2 separate regions of the Homo sapiens genome follow, and region 1 is linked to region 2. A link is a loop called in an ENCODE intact Hi-C map of the cell type or tissue named here. Cell type or tissue: PC-3. All regions are shown on one strand. Each heading gives the region's core, and the rest is flanking DNA. Links, peaks and the distances in the headings are about the cores only. Region 1 overlaps OSBPL3 (oxysterol binding protein like 3). Region 2 overlaps OSBPL3 (oxysterol binding protein like 3).

Region 1 (5,381 bases), core at 236-5,235, 49 kb after region 2:
CCATCCCAGTTCAGGTCTCATCACTTTGTGCCTATACTCCCAGCCTCTGCCCTTCTCTGTCACCACCAAAACACTTTCTGCTAAGATAGCTCTTACCGTGTCACCTCCTTGTTCACTGTTTACAGCATAGTCTTTGGAGTTACTATGGGATTTAGGACTTATACCACTTGGGCCCTAATCTACCTCTCCATTTACTTTTCCCATTACACAGTCCTTCTCTTCATCAAACCGGATAGTCCACCAACTCTTAAAATGTCATGCCTTGTTTCATCCTAGCTAACCTACCACTTCTGCCTAGAATGTCCTTCCTACCTTTCCCTTCGTCCCTTTCTTTTTTTTTTTTTTTTTTTTTTTGAGACGGTGTCTCGCTCTTGTCGTCTAGGGAGTGCAGTGGCACCATCTTGGCTGACTGCAACCTCCACCTCCCCGGTTCAAGCGATTCTTCTGCCTCAGCCTCCGAGTAGCTGAGATTACAGGTGCCCACCATCATGCCCAGCTAATTTTTGTATTTTTAGTAGAGACTTGGTTTCACCACGCGGCCAGGCTGGTCTCGAACTCCTGACCTCAGGTGATCTGCCTGCCTCAGTCTCTCAAAGTGCTGGGATTATAGGCGTGAGCCATCGCACTCAGCCCCTTCATCCCTTTCTTTATCTCAATCCCATGTGCCCTTCAAGATGTGTCTCAAACACTCAACTTCTCTGCAAAAGCATCTCCCTCACTCCTCCTGAGCTCCTATAGCACTTTAATATCTTGTTTATATAAGTAGAGAAAAGATGGATCAATATATAGAGATATAGATACAGATAGATAGATATAAAAAACACAATTGTAGAGAGAAGGAGGAGTGCTATAAACATATATATCCCGAACTGAAGTGAATATTCTTTGAGGTCGGGGCTGTGGCTAATTAACATTTGCCTGCTCCCTACTTCTAGGTAGCACCTTGTACATAATAAATTGTTTTTAATAAAACGAAAATGTCTGGGGCTTAAAACGTTAGTGTGCATCATAATCACCTGAAGGGTTAAAACCAGTTTTCTGGACTCCACCCCCAGAGTTTCCAATTCCATGGGTTTGGGCCCCACCCAAGTTCTGCTAACAAGTTCCTAGATGACACTGATACATCTCCTGGAGTCACACTTTGAAAACCACTGCTTCAGACCGTTCCTCAAACCTCAAAGTAAAAGCCTTTAGAAAACCGGGGCAAAATGTGTCCAAAAGTCTCATGGACAAGAAAATCCTCTCAAACTGGGTGTCACCTAGTTATGTATAGATTTCATCCTGTCTACCCTGTCCAGCTCAAAGAGGCAGTGGCCCAAGGCCCCAGAGGCAGGTACCACAGGAACTACATCCATCCTCTGATCCTCGGACTGCCAGTCCAGTGCTGTTCAGCACACAGAGGGGGTCTCTAATCAAGGGCTTGGCAATAGAGGCCGAAAGACCTGACTGTACCCCAGTTCTGCCACTTGCTGTGTGCGTGATCATAGGAAAACTACTTCGCCCTCTCTAAGCCTGGATAACCAGGGTTCTTTGGGTGGAAGCAACAGAAAACAATTTGGTAAATGAAGCCAAAGAAAATGTATTAGAAAACAAATCAGTTCAAGGAACTAAGAGGAGGCTGGAGAGGCAAGCCCGGGCACAGCTCCGTGGAATGGAAAGCTACACCACAACAAAGCTGTATGCACAGATGGTCTGGCCATGACACATCTCGCAGCAGACTCTCCATGACCCTCCCACACCCAGAGTCCAGAGAGAGGCATGTGACTGACCTGGCTCACAGGGCCACAGCTGAGGGGAATGGGGCCCCTCCTTCTGGTCCCAGCAGACTATATCCAAAGGCAAGAAGTGACTTCTCAAATGGAAATCAGGAAGGGTAAAGGGATGTTGGAAAAACCAAACAGCAAGTGACTGCTCGCTAGCCTCTGTTTTATCAGTGATAAACTGGAATGATAGTAACCACTTCCTAAGTGATAAGATCTAACGAGGTAGCGTAAGTAAAGCACTTAGCCTGGCACATGGAGAGCGCCCAACAGCTACTGGCTGCCACTGTTATCACTGTTATTCATAATTACCTCCACCTTCAAAGGAAGGATGGTTTCCCATTCCCTAATAGCTCCAACAAGCTCCGAAGGAAACCTCAGTTAATTCTATATATGCCAGGAATTTGCATGAAGCAGCCCTACACCTGAGAAAAACCCAAGTGGGCTTCCCTGTATTCTTTTAGGCTTCACATACCCCTAACCCACTTTGCCTCAGATGCCAGACAACTAAGCTACACTAGAATCTAGCCAGCAAGTTATTTTAAGCTACATGCAGGGCTATGCTGGAGGACAGGTTGCTAGATATCATTGCGTTTCTGCTATAAAGGTGTTAAAAACTCAACTTTGGATTCAACTCCCATTAGCAAATAAACAAACCTGTGTGTCGCATCAGAGAGAGAAATTCAAAACCTCAAATCAAAAGAGGAGTTAAGGCCTCCTCCCACTCAGTTCTACATGGCCTCCAGCAATGGCAGAAAGACACAAAAGGGCAGGACTCTGCTCATCTCATCCTCCTTTGAGGATTCCCCAGCCACATTCTCTTTTCTCTTCCTTCAGCAACCTGAATCACAACCTACAGAAAAATGGAACCTTTCTCTCCAGGGTCCCAATTAAAAGCCAGACTCATTCCCTTTGAGCCACATCTCCCCACTGTAATTAATGAATTCTCTGCAACTCTTTAATGTCTATATCCCCTTCTAGTCTGTAAGCTCCTTGAAGGGAGGTTCCACATCTGTTCAATTCATCGCCACATCCCCTGCACCCAGCCTGGTGTCTGGCACATGGCATGTGCTTAATAAATATTTGTGAAACGTATGAGCAAAAATCTTAGCGCATGCTTTAATTCTAGGGAGGCATCTACTTCAAATTTAATAAGAGTTGCTGAGATTAAAAAATATATACATACATAAATATACACACACATATATATACATATATGTAGATTAAAATATATATATTAGCTTTAGCTTCTAAACATTTCAGATGACTGTCCACCACAAATTACTTGGGGAGGGAGAAATATTTGTTTTATAAGATGTAAACTATAATTTTAAAGTTCTTGTAACTATTACAATATTTGATATCAAGACAGGAAACCAGTGTGGGAATCTTTACAAGTACTACATTTTAATACATATTTGGAGAAATGTTACATTGAGGAAAGTATCTGACCCACACAATACTAAAAATAAAGATTTTAGTATTTTAACTGTAGAGGGTAAACAAAATAGCAAACTTTAGTTATAGTAACTGTCAGAGATCCTCTGCCAATCCCACACTGGATTGCTCATTGCAATTTGATTCTGCTCTGCTTTACATTTAAGCTATTTTTTTAACTCAGATCTACTCTCACACAATCTCAGAAATCACAGATGAAAATTCCACTAAGATTGTTCATCCAGCCCACACCCACTCAGAGAACTGGGCTGATTACCTCAGATATTTTTTTCATAAGTAAACACAGACATATAGACAGCAACATAATTTTCATCTAAAGAAACTTTTATGAAAGAAATTTGCTTCTTGGCTTTAAACCCACACAATATTATTATTATTCCCTAAGAATCATATTCCACTCATACTCAAGGGGTCTTGGAGCATCTAGAAACAACCATATTCTGGCTCTCAAACAACAGACTTAGGTAGAGGCAGTTATAAACCAAGTCCAGAGAAAATTCAATTTCAGGGGTACAAACAATGTGGCTAAGAACAAGGAAATTACCAGTGAGTCTTCTGTATTTTTCCAAGATGAAGGAAATATATCACCAACTTCAAAACAAAATCATTTAGATTAATAACTAAAGAAGCAATTCTTCACACTGCTATTCCATTTATTATTATAAAAGAATTTTTAAATGTTCACATAGCTTAAATAAGCCCAGGAATGATATTGGAAGGCTACAGCCTGCCTGCACAAGCTTCTGCAAAGAAGCATCTTTGAAAAAAATCAATATTTCCCAATCCTTTCATACCAGAGGAATCCTTTATAAAAAATATTATACTCCAGACTTTAAAAAAGATGACTTTGATATTTCTAAACTTTTTATGATGAAAAATTTCAAACATGTACAAAAGTATAGCACTGCACTGCCCAGCTGAAATGTAATAGGAGCCATAGATGTAATTTTAATTTCTTAAGTAGACAAAGAGTAAAAGAAAACAAGTTAGTTTTAATTACACAGTATTACAATATATTCAAAATATTATCATTTCAACACGTGATGTTTAAAAATTGAGGTATTTTTACATTATTTTTCATACTAAATCTTTGAAACTCAGTGTATGTGTTATCCTACGGCGCTTCTCAGTAAGGACTAGCCACATTTTAAAGGCTGAATAGCCACATGCGACCAACGGCTGCCTGGCAGACAGCACAGATAGAGAATTCATCACCCAGTTTCAACGATCGTCAGCTCACGGACAGCCTTGTTTCCTCTGTACTCCCTCCTCACCCCCAGATTATTTCAAAGCAAATCCTAAAAACTGTAGCATTGCAGCCATGTTCAAAGTTCCTTGACTCTTTTTAACAGTTCGTTTGTTCAAATCAGTAGGTAAACCATCAACTATGAGGACCTCTTTTTAACGACAACACATTTTGCTGACTGCAACATAATAGGAGTTACACTTTTAGTAAAATGCTGCAGTCATCTGAATGTTTATTACGCATCTATCTTGTGCCAGGTTCTGTTCTAGCCCCAAGATAAAACAGCGAACAGGGCCCAAAGGAACTTCTGGACTACACATTAGGGTCACATTAGAATCAAACTTTTTTAGAAATGCCAGTCCCGTCAGCTAGCAAATAGATAAATAAAACCGTGGTATATACATACAATGGGGTATTACTAGGCAATAAAAAGGAATGAAGTACTGATACATGCTACAACAGAAATTAACCTTGAAAACAACATACTAGGTGAAAGAAGCCAGACACGAAAGGCCACATACTATATGACTCCCCTTATATGAAATGTCTAGAATAGGCAAATCCATACAGGCATAAAGTAAATTAGTGGGTGGGGATTAGGGGAATGGACGGGCAGTATGGGGAATGACTGGTAATGGGTGCAAACTTTTTTAGAGGGTGATAAATGTTTTAAAATTATGGTGATGGTTGCACAACTCTGAATATACTAAAATCCATTAAATTTTGTACCTTTAAACGGATGACTTGTATAATATGTGAATTGTGTCTCAATGGTGAGTGGTGAGCTATGAGTCTAGACAGGGAAGCAGGAGCCAATTCAGAAAGGGTCTTTCAAATCTGCTTTAAAATGTGAAATATTCATTGATCCATAAAATATTCACAAAAATTCCATTTGAATTCCATAACAATTTTAGTAC
Region 2 (5,381 bases), core at 280-5,279:
TAAATATCTACTAACTGAATACATAAATAAAAAGTAGAATATCCACACAATATTATTTCAGCCATAAAAAGGAATTAAATAGTGAGTCATGCTACAACATGTATGAACATGTAAAACATTACACTAAGTGAAGGAGGACAGATTTTTTAAAGGCCATATATTGTATGATTCCATTTATATAAAATGTCCAGAATAAGCAAATCTATAGAGACAGAAAATAGAAAAATGTTTGCCAGGGGCTGGCTAGAGGCAGAAGGAAACAAAGTAATATGGAGTTTCTTTTTGAGTGATAGAAATTCATTAGATAGTGGTGATGGTAACATGACTCTGAATATACTAAAAAATATTACTGACATACATTCTAGAAGAGTAAATTCTGTAGTATGTGAATTATATCTAAATGTAAAAATCCCTTGAAAACTCCAACAAGGAAGTTATGAAAACCCCACCAAGACTGCTTTAAAATAGCAAGCTCAGTTGAAAACAAATGACCAAATAAAATCAACATGGGACCCTGTGATTTCGGATCAGCCTATATAAAGCCTATTGAATCTATACCATCTAGTGAACTCATGGAAATGAAAGAATTAAACAGCAAAAGTCAGAGGTCAAATTCAACTTCTACACATGGAAACACCTGTACAAATTATGATAAGACTTGTCAATCCTGCTGCCACATTAGTCATCCTAGAACTCACTTGAGAGGTTGTTGACAATTATATCCAGTAATGAACCTGGGGTCTTCTAAGATCCCAAAGGCTTTCTTCTATCCCAAGAGGCAGCACCAGCTTAGATCTCTGAGCATTTATTTATGTGTAATCCAAGGTCTAATGAAAATCTTTACAGAATGACTAAAAGCCTAATCTGGATGTGACATGAAAATGACTTTCAAACTCTGAAACAATTGGTTGATCTTTGCTCTATATGCTTGCTTTACATTTAGCAGTGACTCAAGCCCACATTAAAAAAAAAGTTACAACAACTCTAATTCTCAGAAATACCACGATGTAGGCTAAAATAGATACACATATGTACACCCATATTCACACAAACCAACCCATCACGAATCCAAAGAATGACATAGGCTAATGAAAAGCCTGAACTGCATTGTCTGCAGACAAAAGAACAACATGAATAGGGCAAGCACAGATAATCCCAACTTTTGAGGCTGAGTTCCAAAAGGTAATTGTAAATCACCTCTTTGACACTACTCAAAACACATTTTTTCATAGACGTTTGGTCATGTGCCCAGGCCAGCCCAGAGAGGCCTATGCAATGCACTTAAAGCTAAACACGCCTTCCAAGGTCAACTCCAGAATGTAGCTCAGAAGTGGCAGCATCCTGGCTGCAGCAGCAGGAAGTAGAAACAGTGTACCCTCTAGGGTACCTCTCAGTTACCCTAAACTGAGGAGCAAATACAGGGCGTGGTCCACATTGGGAATCCCATCCTACTCCCACTGAGACATATAAATCCTTAACAAGGGATCTCTAAAGGCTGAGAGAAGGACCTGGCTTCCTAGTACTATCCCAGAGTTCTAACCTCAGTACAATTCTGCTAATTTGGAAATGAAAACAAACAAGAGTTCACATTATGGGATTTTAAAGAACCTTCCATTCTTACAGAGAGCCAAATTGCTGGATTTTTCAAAAATGTATTTTGTAAGGAAGATACATGAAAAGTAGATTAGGAAAAGTAGATTCGTGACTTTTGGCAGCTTCTCAACATCTATGATCAATACAGATTCAATTTTTCACCACCTTTATGTCTCACGTCCAGCCAAGAGGCTGGTACACAGCAGCCACCTCAAAAACGCTTGTGGAATCTCTATACTTCTAACATTGTTAGTATTGTGAATGCAATTTACTTTTTAAATACTGTAAAGTAACTTACATACAGTGTGACGGGGATTAACAGGATTGGCCTGGCCTCAGAAAAGACATTATTTAGGTGAGAAACAGAAAATAGAAGGTTAACAAATACAAACTACAAGCACTGTACTATCTGGACTGTGTTACAAAAAGTCCTAGAAGGGCACAGTGAGGGGGACTGGGGAGAGCACAAACTTTCGTGTTAGAAAGGTGGCTTGTCCTTACCAGCAATGTGACCTTGAGCAAATCTGCTTCCTTGTGCCTTGATATTCTCAACCAGGGAACAATTCCCTCTCAGGGGAATTGTATGGCTGAGTGACCAGCGTGGGAGGGAAATTAAGTTTTCGGTGGATACTGTGGTGCTTTTAGAGTTTGATTCTAGAAACATGACTTTCTCATTAAACAATTAAATACATAAAATGCACTATGTGATTCATCATTACAGTAAACCCCAAGGGAAGTGTGTAAAATGCCAGGCTGCTCTCCCTAACCTTTCCTCCATTTCCTTATGCCCTCTTCTTGTTCTCCTGTGACTTCCACAGACCTGCCAGCTCTGCCCTGGTCCTCAGTCTGACCTCATTCTAGCCTGACCACCTGCTTCACAGCCTTGCTATGAACTCTGTTCTTTGCACGTAATCCCCTAGTCCTGCTTCAGGCTTCAGGTCAAGGATCTCTGTCCAACCCTGTCCCTGCTGCCCTCACCCTCTTGGTGAAAGTGACAGACCACCCTCTCAGGGAGAACCACAGGGCTAATTCTGATTCCAAAGCAAGCTTATTACTTTAGGGTCGATGCAGCAAACAAACAAAAAAGCAAGTTTGCTTACAGTTTTGGCAGTCGAAGAAAAAAAGGAAAAGAATAAGAAAAAGAAAAAAACATATAAACATGACCATCAGAGATACTCTACACTATAACCACTACATACTTCCCCGCCCCAACACACACACAGAATCAGAGGTGGAACCAATTAAGCGAATCTTCCTCAGTTCAGAACAGCAAATCTAATCCTAGAAGATAGTTTCCATCAATCACAATAGGTTATCTATCTAGAAAGGGCCATCACTAGGCCCACAGAGGAGCCCAAGCATGCCTGTTGACCTCTCTCTACAGAGTGGAGCTCCTCAGGACTGGGGAGTCAGAGCTAGAAGAGCGTCTCTGCTCCTCAGCAACCTGCTCCTAGAACCAGCCTCTTCCACTCTCAGGGTGAATCAGCATCCAGGTCTGTGCCTCATGTCTCCCTGTCCACTGGAGTAACCCCAACAAAGGGTAGCCACTGTGCTGACCTAGCTGAGCCAACCAGATTCCCTTCCTCAGAACGTGGAAGTATTTCGAAGTTAGACACACAGGGACCTAGGCAGACTCTGAAGACCACTGAACTCAGTAGATGGGTAGGACTGCCAGGGCAGCTATTTTTAACCATGAGCTGGGCAAGCAGGGATGAGTATGGGACGGCAGGGCAGAGAGAGGGAGGGAGAGACTAAAAGATAAGAGAGATTGACAGACAGGAGTCCCAGAGAAATACAGAGTGTGAGGCACAGAGACAGGCAGACAGACAGCACGCACATGCAATGAGACAGGGGCAGGCAAATAGAAACCCAAAGGAGACCAGGAAGATGCGGAGCTGCAGTGGGGCAGGCGGGCGGCCGGGTGGGGAGAAGAGAGATCTTCATGGGGCTCTGTCTGCTGAGTGGGAGGCCCTCCTGTGTCACAGCAGTGCTTCCTGCTGCCTGCCAGGGGCTCTGAGAGCTGCCCCCTTGCATCACTCCAATCAACCCTCTCTTACCTGATCCAGTCTATTTCTCACTTATGAAATCTAGAAAAACAATTTCAAATATCAACACCTAATGAGAAGCAGCACTGGCAATTTTGACACATATTGTGGATAAATAAGTTAAAATATCTGGGAAACCTACTTGGCTATCACTAACAAAATTCTATAAAATATTGATACCTTTGGACTCAATGTTTATAATAGGAAAAAGTGTATACAACCTCAATGCCCAACAGTAGAAGAAAAGTTAAGCAAATTAAGACCAAAATACGTTTACTTCATGTGGTGAATAATATCACCTCTAAAAAGATTTATGGTTAAGAGAAAAATGCTGAATATAAAAGTACATAGAACTATGTAAAAATGTACACTGAAAATAAAGACCACAAGAAAATACCGAGGGAGATAATAGGAGGCCACATTTGGGTGGCAACGCTAAGAGATTTTTTCTTCCTCTATACGTTCTCTGTATTTTCAACATTTTTATAATGAGAATATATTCAAGATGATATATTACGTAAAAAACAAATAGAATAAAGAGCGAAAAAGTAGTAAGAGTCTAACTCCGATACACTTTTGTACTTGTGACTTTCCTATTGCTATGATACCCAGTACGGATTCCTACACAGAACTGGTTCTAAGAATTGCCGTCATCTGGCTAAGCTTCTTCCCGGTATTGCTATGGTGACATTTACTTAGTAAACATTTCCTCAATGCCTGCCCACTTTGTACAAGGTTGAGTTTAATGGCTGCTGATACTCTGATGGGCTACTCGCTACCCATACTTTCTGAGACAGCCAATTCCATTTTTAAGTGTTTGGGTGACACTGATTATCTCCAACTTAATCAGCTGTCCTGAGGCCTGTATGAGCAGCTCACTGATCTGACAGTAATCAGAAGGCTGTTAGATGCCCAACAAGTTTCCCTTATTCTTGAGATACTTAGACCTATAGCTGCTCACGGTTCTGCCTAGCAGTCACATTTGTCCCGGCTCAGGTGGTCTGCTTGTCTTCCCTTCTTTAGATAGAATAAGAGTCAACTATATATAGCTGTTACCCTTTTTCATTTCTTTTTTGTGTGTTTATACACTAAGAAGACAAGGGAGAAGGCATAGCAATTCATCATTTTTATATGTCGTTCTGCTCTTTGTAAGAGCCAGTGGAACTATACATACAATTAACATTCAAAAAACGTTACTAAAGATTTCTAAATGACATGACCACAGAATTAGGTGTTTTAAACACCATGTATGTTAGCACAGAGTTGGATTTAAAAAGCCAGCAGCTGAAACAGAAATTATCCTGGTAGACTGTTTACAGGCCTACCGCTGTGATAACAAACCTCCCTCAGCCCCTTCAACATCAACCCCAGAAGCACATGTAGAGGGTGGGTGGTTAGCCTTCTGGGCTGACACGGGCATGCACATCTGACTTTGTTATTGTTGTCTGAGTTTTTGGAACACTGGGGGGTGATGTCTGCCTATAATACATGTGGCCAGATGTCTTTTCAAGAAAAGAAGAAATATCCCAATTCCAGCCGGAATACTCAAAGACCCAATACAGTTTCCCCATCTTTCCTTGCTGGTTCTTATTTAATAATAAAATCTGTCTTCCTTTTAAGCAGCCAGTGGACAGGCCTGTTTGAGGCAAGACGCACTAAAATGTCTCAAAGGAATTCTACAAAGATGGCTTTCCTTTCAAGTTTAACTCCTGAGGAATAAATCCTTCTCTGCAAGAGCATTCT

What was found. A loop is a pair of places that touch in the nucleus more often than their neighbours do. Peaks named below come from ENCODE experiments on the same cell type or tissue, not always from the same donor. Only the 100,000 strongest peaks of a DNase experiment are listed, where the experiment ranks them.
Region 1: it touches region 2 in a loop (2.7-fold over the local background); 18 of 110 quality-filtered maps call a loop at or near these places.

What each region holds. Positions count from the first base shown.
Region 1 is chr7:24,969,774-24,975,154 of GRCh38, forward strand. The region is part of intron 1 of OSBPL3 (oxysterol binding protein like 3); the gene reads right to left. Among named protein-coding and RNA genes, the nearest start is that of OSBPL3, 7.7 kb to the right of the region's middle. RefSeq lists an enhancer at 1,583-2,238. In PC-3, for the core only: no CTCF peak of the experiment used is centred there; no DNase peak of the experiment used is centred there.
Region 2 is chr7:24,920,240-24,925,620 of GRCh38, forward strand. All of the region lies in intron 1 of OSBPL3 (oxysterol binding protein like 3), which reads right to left. Among named protein-coding and RNA genes, the nearest start is that of OSBPL3, 57 kb to the right of the region's middle. In PC-3, for the core only: no CTCF peak of the experiment used is centred there; a DNase peak (open chromatin) is centred at 2,342; H3K4me3 peaks cover 462 bases; H3K27ac peaks cover 2,709 bases.